Regions from separate parts of the Homo sapiens genome. Here region 1 is linked to region 2. The links are chromatin loops, found by intact Hi-C in ENCODE. Cell type or tissue: CD14-positive monocyte. All regions are shown on one strand. Links, peaks and the distances in the headings refer to the core of each region. The heading gives the core; the rest is flanking DNA. Region 1 has its middle 32 kb from the start of GK. Region 2 overlaps TASL (TLR adaptor interacting with endolysosomal SLC15A4).

Evidence for each region. Peaks named below come from ENCODE experiments on the same cell type or tissue, not always from the same donor. Only the 100,000 strongest peaks of a DNase experiment are listed, where the experiment ranks them.
Region 1: a loop joins it to region 2, with 3 times the contacts of the local background. A loop is called at or near these places in 10 of 110 quality-filtered maps.

Annotation. Positions count from the first base shown.
Region 1 is chrX:30,619,117-30,624,497 of GRCh38, forward strand. No RefSeq gene overlaps it. Among named protein-coding and RNA genes, the nearest start is that of GK, 32 kb to the right of the region's middle. In CD14-positive monocyte, for the core only: no CTCF peak of the experiment used is centred there; a DNase peak (open chromatin) is centred at 2,245; H3K4me3 peaks cover 591 bases; H3K27ac peaks cover 3,263 bases.
Region 2 is chrX:30,568,005-30,573,385 of GRCh38, forward strand. All of the region lies in intron 2 of TASL (TLR adaptor interacting with endolysosomal SLC15A4), which reads right to left. Among named protein-coding and RNA genes, the nearest start is that of TASL, 7.1 kb to the right of the region's middle. In CD14-positive monocyte, for the core only: a CTCF peak has its summit at 2,673 (motif pointing right); DNase peaks (open chromatin) are centred at 297 and 2,707; H3K4me3 peaks cover 2,647 bases; H3K27ac peaks cover 3,916 bases.

The sequences.
Region 1 (5,381 bases), core at 94-5,093, 51 kb after region 2:
ATAAAACTCTAGAATATGCTTACTAATCAATAGCAGCAGAAAACAGATCAGTGGTTGCCTTGGAATGGAAGATGCAGGAGAGGATTACAAACACTCATAAGTAATGAACAGAATGAGGGACATGGTCAAATAGCAGCTGCCTTGTGGGTTAAAAGAATGTGAAAATAACTTCAATCGAGTAAAAAGTTAGTACAGAAAGGGGAAGCAATTTTATAAATAAATGCTAGTCATTCTCAATTTCATAAATTATTTCTAAATGTATTTTGTTAGTAGCCTGTCTTATTTTTTGAAATTTGAGATTGTTTCATTTAAATTTAAAAGACAGGGAAATACACACACAGCCCATCTCAATGAGGAACGAGATTGCAATCATTGTGACCAGACATTACCAGATAATGTATCATGCCTTGTAATGTAAATTATGGCTGAGAGAAGGCAAAATGCTCTTTTTTTTTTTTTTTTTGAGACGAAGTCTCACCCTGTCACCCAGGCTGGAGTGCAATGGCGCTATCTCGGCTCACTGCAACCTCCGCCTCCCGGGTTCAAGTGATTCTCCTGCCTCAGCTTCCCGAATAGTTGGGATTACGGGCGCGCGCCTCCACGCCCAGCTAATTTTTGTATTTTGAATAAAGACAGGGTTTCACCATGTTGGCCAGGCTGGTCTTGAACTCCTGACCTCGTGATCCACCCGCCTCGGCCTCCCAAAGTGCTGGGATTACAGGTATGAGCCACTGCGCATGGCCCAAAATGCTCTTTTAAAGTAATTCAGACAGGATTCTAGCTCCCAATAAATAAAAGGAACAATGGATTTTTCTTATATAACTTGGTCTTCTGCCTCTTGTAGAGAAAGTTTGCAAAGAAAATTAATTTCTGTGAAGGCAGGATGTGTTTGCTCTCAAATTCTCTAGAAGATCAACTAGAGCTCCTCTTCTTTATGCCCCCCTTCCCTATGACCCTCTTTCCATAATACAGACTACAAGGCTCTGCAACTGTCTGCCTTGGAGGAGCGGTAACTGGAAGGAGGAGAAAAAGACATTGAAATTAGGGGTACTTGAAGCTGCAAAATCTCCAAAGCTCCAGAAAAGACTGGTGAGTACTGTGATTTAGTTATTTCTAATGGGAGATTTGGCAAATACTGAGGGCAGGGCCTTGTCTCCTTTCCCAGTGATGTAGTTTGGATGTTTATCCTGGCCCAAATCTCATGCTGAAATGTAATCTTCAGTGTAGGAGGTGGGGCCTGGTGAGAGGTGTTTGGATCATAGGGCAGATCCCTCAAGAATTGCTTGGGCCATCCCCTTGGTGATAAAATGGGCTCTTGCTCTGAGTTTACAGGGGATCTGGTCATTTAAAAGTCTGTGGCACTTTCCCCGGCTCTCTCTCTCTCTCTCGCTCCTGCTTTCACTATGCGAAATGTCTGCTCCTGCTTCACCTTCCAACATGAGTAAAAGCTCCCTGATGCCTCTCTAGAAACCAAGCAGATGCCAGCAGCATGCTTCCTGCAAAGCCTGCAGAACCATGAGCAAATTAAACCTCTTTTCATTATAAATTACTCAGTCTCAGGTATTTGTTTATAGCAATGCAAGAACAACCTAGTACACCACATTAAATCAAAGAGGATAAGATAAAGAAATGGCTTGAGAAGCATATCAGTTTGGGTTCAATCAGGGGAAAAACACACAAAGAAATGTTATAAACAATTATTGGCTGGGCATGGTGGCTCACGCCTGTAATCCCACCACTTCGGGGGGCCGAGGTGGGTGGATCACTTGAGGTCAGGAGTTGGAGACCAGCCTGGCCAACATGGTGAATGAAGCCCTGTCTCTACTAAAAATAAAAAAAAATGTAGCTGGGGGTGGTGGCAGGCACCTGTAATCCCAGCTTCTTGGGAGACTGAGGCACAAGAATCACTTGAACCTGGGAGGCAGAGGTTGCAGTGAAAGGAGATTGCACCACTGCACTCCAGCCTGGGTGACAGAATGAGACTGTCAAAACAGTCAAAACAGTCAAGACTGTCAAAACTGTCAAAACAAAACAAAACAAGACAAAACAAAGCAAAACAAATAAAAAAAACAATTATTAACTATAACAGAGGATTGAAGAAATGAGAGACTGCCTAGTAAAAGGTAAGGAGAACACTACAGAATGTAAGAACAGCAGATATAGAAGTCGACACACCAGGTCCCAAAATAGAGTTGCCAAGGAAGATTACCTCACCCAGGGATGAGATCCAGACCTCGTCAGCAAGTCATGGTTATGACTCACTGACAGAGAAGTTGTGGTGTCTCACCAGCAGAACTTGCTGGTGTTAAATAAAATTTATGGAAGGCAATTGAGTTGGACAGAGCTGCTGTACTATACCCCAATAGACCAGCCCAAAATGGAATCACTCATGCTAAGGTTCCATGTAACCAAACTGAAACCTAAGCTGTTTACTTGTAAGATTTGACCTTCCAAGAAATCAGGAAAGAAATGAGAGCCAAATTCCCAAACAGGCCAGTTTTCTAAAAGAAAAACAGGAGATTCACAGCAACCAACCAAAAGGGGCCAAGGCAACCTGAGCCAGCAGGATAAGAAAATCCCCTTTGCGGCCGGGCGCGGTGGCTCATGCCTGTAATCCCAGCACTTTGGGAGGCCGAGACGGGCGGATCACGAGGTTAGGAGATCGAGACCATCCTGGCTGACACGGTGAAACCCCGTCTCTACTAAAAATACAAAAATTAGCCGGGCATGGTGGCGCGCGCCTGTAGTCCCAGCTACTCGGGAGGCTGAGGCAGGAGAATGGCGTGAACCCGGGAGGCGGAGCTTGCAGTGAGTCGAGATCGCGCCACTGCGCTCCAGCCTGGGCGACAGAGCGAAACTCCGTCTCAAAAAAAAAAAAAAAAAAAAAGAAAATCCCCTTTGCTTTAACTCATACAAGAAAAGTAACCTGTTGTTAACCAATCCACCTTTTGCACTATGCTGCTTCCTTGTTCCTGCCAAAGTTATCTTACAAAAACTGACTGTTCTGCTATGCCCAGTGGAGTTTCTGTCTATTTTGTAGACTGGATGATGCCCAGTTCATAAATTACTAATAAAAGTCAATGCTATTTTTAAAAATCAATTTGTTGAAATTTCATACTTTAATGCTAGAAACCCACCTTCTGTTAACTTGCTAGAAAAAAAAATCCATCATCAAGGATTCCCAGGAAGATGTTTACAGGGAGGTTTCTCATGAGAGGCACTCTGCTACAAAACCACCCAAGGTGGGGGCCAGGTGAAGCTGCTGGACACTACATGCTGCTGGCAGCTGTGCACTGTGGGGACTGGGGACTGGAGAAACTGCCTACACTGGAGAAGCCCAGAGCCCTACAGGAGAGTGCCTGAGCAAGCATACCAGAGCATGAAATGAAATACTTTTCTCCTACAATGTCTCTCCAGCACCTTCTACTGACAAAGATGAACTTTGTGCAGCTGGCAAAAGAAGCATATTTAAAGGGCCCAGACCCATTTTCCCATAGCAGACAAAAAGGGCGAATATGGACCTCAGAGTCAATGAATCAATAACTGGCACAGGAAGTGAGAAAAAAGCAGAGCGGAGTCAGTGAGCAAGATGATGTTCATGGGGAAAACCCTTGGAAGGCCTAAGAAATGCCTACATAGGACACCTCCTGCATACACACAAGGTTCTTATGTATAGAAAGTAGGTGAGTGCTGGTCCTCCTCAGCCCTCCATCCATAAGCATTAGCTACTAGTTCTCTGCAGGTATGAAAAGTTAGTATTTGCTCTGGGTCTTGTGTGCACTGCTTTCAGAAAACTATGGTGGCCCTGGCAGAGAGAAGTATGCCCATCCCCCAGGGTCTTCAACTAGCATTGGCTGTATTTATAAGGTTAGTTACTAAAGGCCAAGGAGCACTTACCCAGAGATGGTGGCTTAAACAGACTAACAGTATACTCACTTCCCCGACTTTCCCTTCTCCAGCAGGGAACCAAAAAGAAAAGTAAGGATAATGTAAGAAACATTTATTAAGTATCCTTTATCACACACTATACTAGACACTTTTATATATATGTATATATTTCATATACATACATTTTACAGAAGAGGTATCTGAAAATTAGTGGACCAAGTAGCAGAACTATGACTTAAACTCTTAACTTCTAACTCAAATTCAGAGTTAATTCCATTAATCCAAGTGGAAGACTGGCTTCCCATATATATCATCAAGACGACTTGTTGATCAGACAAAGTTGACTTTATTCTTATTGAAGTAAAAGAAAGAAACCATGACAGAATCTTGGGCAGGGAACGGAAAGTTAAGATATTTATGAGAGTTTGAAATCTGACTTAAGGCAGGCCTTTCAATTAAGGGTCTTATTATTGGGTAAGAATAATAGTTTAGGATTGGTAGAAAAGGCAAGATGAGGATTTTAAGAAAAGGAATTCAAAATATCTGGGGTATAAATCGTTGTTTGATGCTTTCTATAGAAGAGTCAATATGTCTTTCGAAAATTTCCCAGAATGAGCAACAGTTATTTGCAGTTATGATCTTCTTGGGCAAGAGTCTCTTAGGAGAGTCTCTTTCAGAGTACTGAAAGTCCTAGCTCCAGCAATCAGAGAAGAAAAAGAAATAAAGGGCATCCAATTGGAAAGCAAGGCCAGGAGCGGTGGTTCACACCTGTAATCCCAGCACTTTGGGAGGCCGAGGGGGGCAGATCACCTGAGGTCTGCAGTTCAAGACCAGCCTTGCCAACATGTTGAAACCCTGTCTCTACTAAAAATACAATAATAATAATAATAATAATAATAATAGCTGGGCATGGTGGTGGGTATCTGTAATCCCAGCTACTTGGGACGCTGAGGCACAAGAATCACTTGAACCTGGGAGGTGGAGTTTGCAGTGAGCTGAGATCATGCCACTGCATTCCAGCCTGGGCGACAGAGCAAAATTTCTTAATACCCCACAAGCAAAAATGGACAAATGGGATCACATCAAGTTAAAAAGCTTCTGTGCCGCAAAGGAAACAATCAACAAAGTGAAGAGACAACCCACAGAATGGGAGAAAATATTTGCAAACTACTCATCTGACAAGGGATTAATAACCAGAATATATAAATAGCTCAAACAACTCTATTGGAAAAAATCTAATAATCCAATTTTAAAATGGGCAAAATATTTGAATAGACATTTCTCAAAAAAAGACATACAAATGGCAGACAAGCATATGAAAAGGTGCTCAACATTTGGAGAAATGGAAAAATGCAAATCAAAACTACAATGAGATATCATCTCACCCCAGTTAAAATGTCTTATATCCAAAAGACAGGCAATAACAAATCCTGGCGGGGATGTGGAGAAAAGACAGCCCTTGTACACTGTTGATGGGAATAAGGCCGGGCGCG
Region 2 (5,381 bases), core at 67-5,066:
GGAGGGCGGATCACCTGAGGTCAGGAGTTAGAGACCAGCCTGGCCAATATGATGAAACCCCATCTCTACTAAAAAATACATAAATTAGCCGGGCGTGGTGGCAGACGCCTGTAATCCCAGCTACTCAGGAGGCTGAGGCAGGAGAATCACTTGAACTGGGGAGGCGGAGGTTGCAGTGAGTCGAGATCGTGCCACTGCACTCCAGCCTGGATGACAGAGTGAGGCTCTGTCTCAAATAAATAAATAAATAGTAACTAAGGGGGTGGGGGGAGAAGAAGATGGCATTTCCTGTACAGCTGTTTGTGGTTAAAGATATTGCATATTCTAAGGGTGAAGAAGAGAGAGAGATGACTGTGTGACAGGTTAACCTTTATTTGGCCCTACAGACAGAAAGGATTCCAATGGCAGTGAAAAGAGGGAAAACATTGCAGACAGAGGAGAGAAGGGCAATAAAAGTGAAGAGGTTTGTGTTGTCAATTTCATGTGGGTCAGTAACAGACACCAATGTAGGTGGGGCGCAAGCATTGTTTGTCAGTGTCATGCTCACCTAAGAGCCTTTCTTGAAATGTCCCAGTTTGCCGAATCCCCCCTTTAGGACCCCTTATCCCCATTCAGACACACTCCAAGTCTCCCACTATTTATCTTATTTTTCTTCATATTAAACAATCAACCCTAACAGAGTCTTCTTTCATTGTATGCAGATGAGTTTTATAAGTACTCCTGATAATCTCCACACTCCTTCATAACAATGAAGGAAAAGGGCCTAGAATTTTATTTTGAGTACAGTAATGGGCCCCTTTTCCTATTGGTTGTCAACTGAGAGGTTTGCTGGTATCTTAATTCTGGCAGAATAAGAACCCTATCATTCTGATGTGTAGGACCCAAGACAGACCAGTAAAGTGGTGGGTCTGATGACGGAAAAACAGAAAGTGCATCCTAGTGTCTAGGGATAGACACGTCCCCAGCAAAAAAAAAAAAAAAAGGAAAAAAGATTTCTGAGAGGGAGGAGTGGGAGATAAGGTCAGGTCAGGGAGGTAAGTTGGGACATCCAAGACTGAGTACATTTGATTCATCCTGTAGGCACTGCAACGTTCTGGCAGGTAAGGAAGCTGATTCACCACATGATATAATATGGCAATAAAGTGCAAAATTAATTTCAGCAGAGTGAGATTGGTATTAAGGACCCAAGTTAGGAGGCTGTTGGATTCATCCCAGCCTGAGATGACTGGGACAGGAACCAGGAGGGAGGTAGGAGAAAAGAAAGAGAAGGAATGCATTTGAGAGACCAAGACCCCCAGACATGGAAGTGAAGGAGAGAGAGGAGCCAAAAGTAACTCTGAGTGTGGGTATGTAGGGGAAATGGCACCATCATTGACCAAAATGGGAAGATCAGGAGGAGCTGTGGAGGAAGCAATGGGTTTAGCTTAGCTCTTCTTGAGCCTGACAAGAGATAGACTGTCTGGGTGCAAGTGTGTAATTGTCCATTGGAAATTCAGGTAGGCAGCTCATTAGAGAAGCTACTTAAAGTCCACAGTGAAGTCACCTTCCACTTGCAGGCAGTAGGAATTTATATTGGGGGCTTGAGGAGCTTTCTAGGTTTGTAACTTCTTCTATGGGGAGCCTACCTGGAACAGTACAAGGAGGAAGGAGCAGCAGCAAGGGCTTTGTAAAGACTACAAGAGCTTTGGATGCATTGAACAAGTCACATTTTAAAAATCTATATTCGGGCCGGGCACGGTGGCTCACACCTATAATCCCAGCACTTTGGGAGGCCGAGGTGGATGGATCACAAGGTCAGGAGTTCGAGACCATCCTGGCCAACATGGTGAAACCCCGTCTCTACTAAAAATACAAAAATTAGCTGGGGGTAGTGGCGTGTGCCTATAATCCCAGCTGCTCGGGAGGCTGAGGCAGGAGAATCACTTGAACCCAGGAGGTGGAGATTGGAGATTGCAGTGAGCCCAGATAGCGCCACTGCACTCCAGCCTGGCGACAGAGCAAGACTCTGTCTAAAAAGAAAAAAAAAAATCTATATTTGAAGGCAAAATTTAATTTCATACTCATTCAGGCAATATACATATGTGGTGTATATATATAAATATATGTATGTTACCTAGAACATCTCATCTACAAACGTCTTCCAGTGTCTTTTCCTTCACACTTAACAAATCATGGAGAATTGTATATATTTTATAAAATATATATGTGTGTGTACATAAATACTCTCTCTCTCACACACACACACACACACACACATATATATGAAGAGAAAGAGAGAGAGCACGCACTAGTATTTAAGAGACCAGAGTTCTCTGATCTTGTCACTAGCAGTGGTTTTAGTTTAGTTGTTGCCAGATCTATAAAATAGCTAACATAGTACTAGCTACAACCCAGATAATATTCTAAGTGCTTTTTATGTACTAAATTAATTGATCATCACAAAAAAACTCTAATATTTAGGTACTATTATTATGCTCATTTTACAGATGACAAAATTGAGTAGTGTCCAAAATCACCAGCAGTCAGGAAACAGAGCCCAAGTTCATGTTCTTAACCTCTCAGACACTCAACTTATCATCTGTAAATTGAGAATGTGGGATTAAATTATGTCTAGAGTACCATCAAACTTTAATTTTGAATGAGATTATGAAGAATAAAGTGAGCATTAATCAGAATCAAAATTAATTTCTGAAAATTAGCAGCAGAGGGCAGCAGAGAGCACACTAAGGAGGCTTTTAAAAGACCTTTCTAAAGCTATGCAGAGTAATAATACATAAAATTTATAAACAAAAATACATATATTAACACATTTAATCTTCATAATTAATTTCCTAGTTTAGGCCCTTTGCTTCAATTCATCTTCCACTTTAATGCACTTAAAAGGGCCCATTCAAGGCCGGGTGCAGTGGTTCACACCTATAATCCCAGCACTTTGGGAGGCCGAGGTGGGTGGATCACCTGAGGTCGGGAGTTCGAGACCAGCCTGACCAACATGGAGAAACCCCATTTCTACTAAAAATACAAAATTAGTCTGGCGTGGTGGCACATGCCTGTAATCCCAGCTACTCGGGAGGCTGAGGCAGGAGAATCGCTTGAACCCGGGAGGTGGAGGTTGTGGTGAGCTGAGATTGCGCCACTGCATTCCAGCCTGAACAACAAGAGCAAAATTTAGTCTCAGAAAAAGAAAGAAAGAAGGAAAGAAAGAAGGAAAGAAGGAAAGAAGGAAGGAAGGAAGGAAAAAGAGAAAGAAAGAGAAAGAAAGAAAGAAAGAAAGAAAGAAAGAAAGAAAGAAAGAAAGAAAGAAAGAAAGAAAGAAAGAAAGAAACCCATTTGGCCAGGCGTGGTGGCTCACGCCTGTAATCTCAACACTTTGGGAGGCCAAGGCAGGTGGATCACCTCAGGTCAGGAGTTTGAGACCAGCCTGGCCAACATGACAAAACCCCATCTTTACTAAAAATACAAAAAATTAGCAGGGCGTGGTGGTGCATGCCTGTAATCCCAGCTACTCAGGAGGCTGAGGCAGGAGAATCGCTTGAATGGGGTGGGGTCATGGGCAGAGGTTGCAGTGAGCTGAGATCGGGCCACTGCCCTTCAGCCGGGGCGATAGAACGAGACTCCATCTCAAAAAAAAGGGGGGGGGGGCATTACTGCACCCTTTAATGCACCACTAGAATAAAGACAGCATTGCACATCACAATATCCTCAAATTTTAGAGTAGAGACATCAAGAAAAGTTAATTGGGTTTATTTTGACTGATTTTTGCATTTTTCTTAATAATTTTCCATTATTTTTGAAATTCTAATAAGATATCACTGGGTCTCTTCAAGGGTATATAAAAGGTACACTTCAAACAGATGTTAACATATTTGTTAGACTTGATTTCATCTGAGACATCAAAATTTAACCCAATGGATTACTTTAATTGTTCAATGATATTTTGTCACTTGAATTCTTGTTTCTCATCTTAGAGAAGCTATATATATATAAAGCTATATATATGTAAAGCTATATATATTACATATAAAATATACATATATAAAATGTATAAAATTCTCCCTGATTGGTTAGGCGTGAAGGAAAAGACACCTGAGAATATTTGCAGAGGAGATGTTATAGGCAATTTTAGCCCACATTAATCATTAACAGATAGGGGAATGCCAAAATTAACCTTATGTGCAAATTCACAACTTAGAAATATGTGCTAAAGTGCAGTGCCTTGTTAAATCATTTACTTGCTTTTCAGAAGAAACTGCAATGTAAGTTCTCTTTCTAGATGAGCATTTAGTTTTTCAGAAAGCTGTTGTTATCACTTCTTCACATAGACACATTTTTGATTGATTTTTTAAAATTGACAGATAAAATTGTATGAATTTCTCATGTATAATATGGTATTTTGAAGTGTGTATATTGTGAAATGGCAACATCTATCTAATTAACATATATATTAGCTCACAGTTATTATTTTTGTGGTGAGAATACTTATATTCAGTTTCTTATCATTTCTCAAGAATATGATAGATCATCAACTGTAGTCACCATGCTGTACAAGAGATCCTTTGAACTTATTCCTTCTATATAACTGTAATTTTGTATCCTTTGAGCATGCTGATCAAAGGACACACTTTTAATTTACATCTAAACAACACAAGCGTGGAGTCAAAGAGAAAACCTAAGGAAAGAAGAACTTTATAAGGGGGAACGTTTAAAACACCTAAGTTAGGGATCAGCAAACTTTTTTTATACAAGGCCAGAGAGTTAATATTTTAGACTTTGCAAATCATACAAACTCTGTTGCAGCCCTGCTGGCCTAGCAGGAAAGTAACCATAGACAATATGTAAACAAATGATTGTGTCTGGGCTCCTACTAAAGTTTACAAAAACAAGCAGGGGGCCAATTTGGTCCTGGGCTGTGGCTTACCTACCCTTGACCTAAGTCAAAAAGCAGACGCAATAAATGGGATACGCATCATAATAATGACAGCTGTATGCCGAGTGCTTTCCAGGCATAGCCCTTAACCTTCCAACAACACTGCAGATTAGATATTATCATAATCTAGATATGATCATATCCTTTTAAAAATCTTTTAATTTTTTTCTCTTTATCATTATCTAGATTTTCCAAATGAGAAAACTGAGTTTCAGGTATGATAAATACCCCTTCCAAGGCCACACAGCTACTAAGTACTATAGGCAAGATTCAAGCCCAAGTTTACAAACTCCAAAGTGTGTGTTCTGTTCTTAGAACATATCACACTATTGTACAGTTAAGAGCAGTTAGTATCACGCAGTCATAATAACACGCAATTAGTCCTTCCAGGAAAAGGGCATCAGCCCTGATTCCATGTAGTAACAACAGCACTTGCCAAATAAAAGAAGGAAGG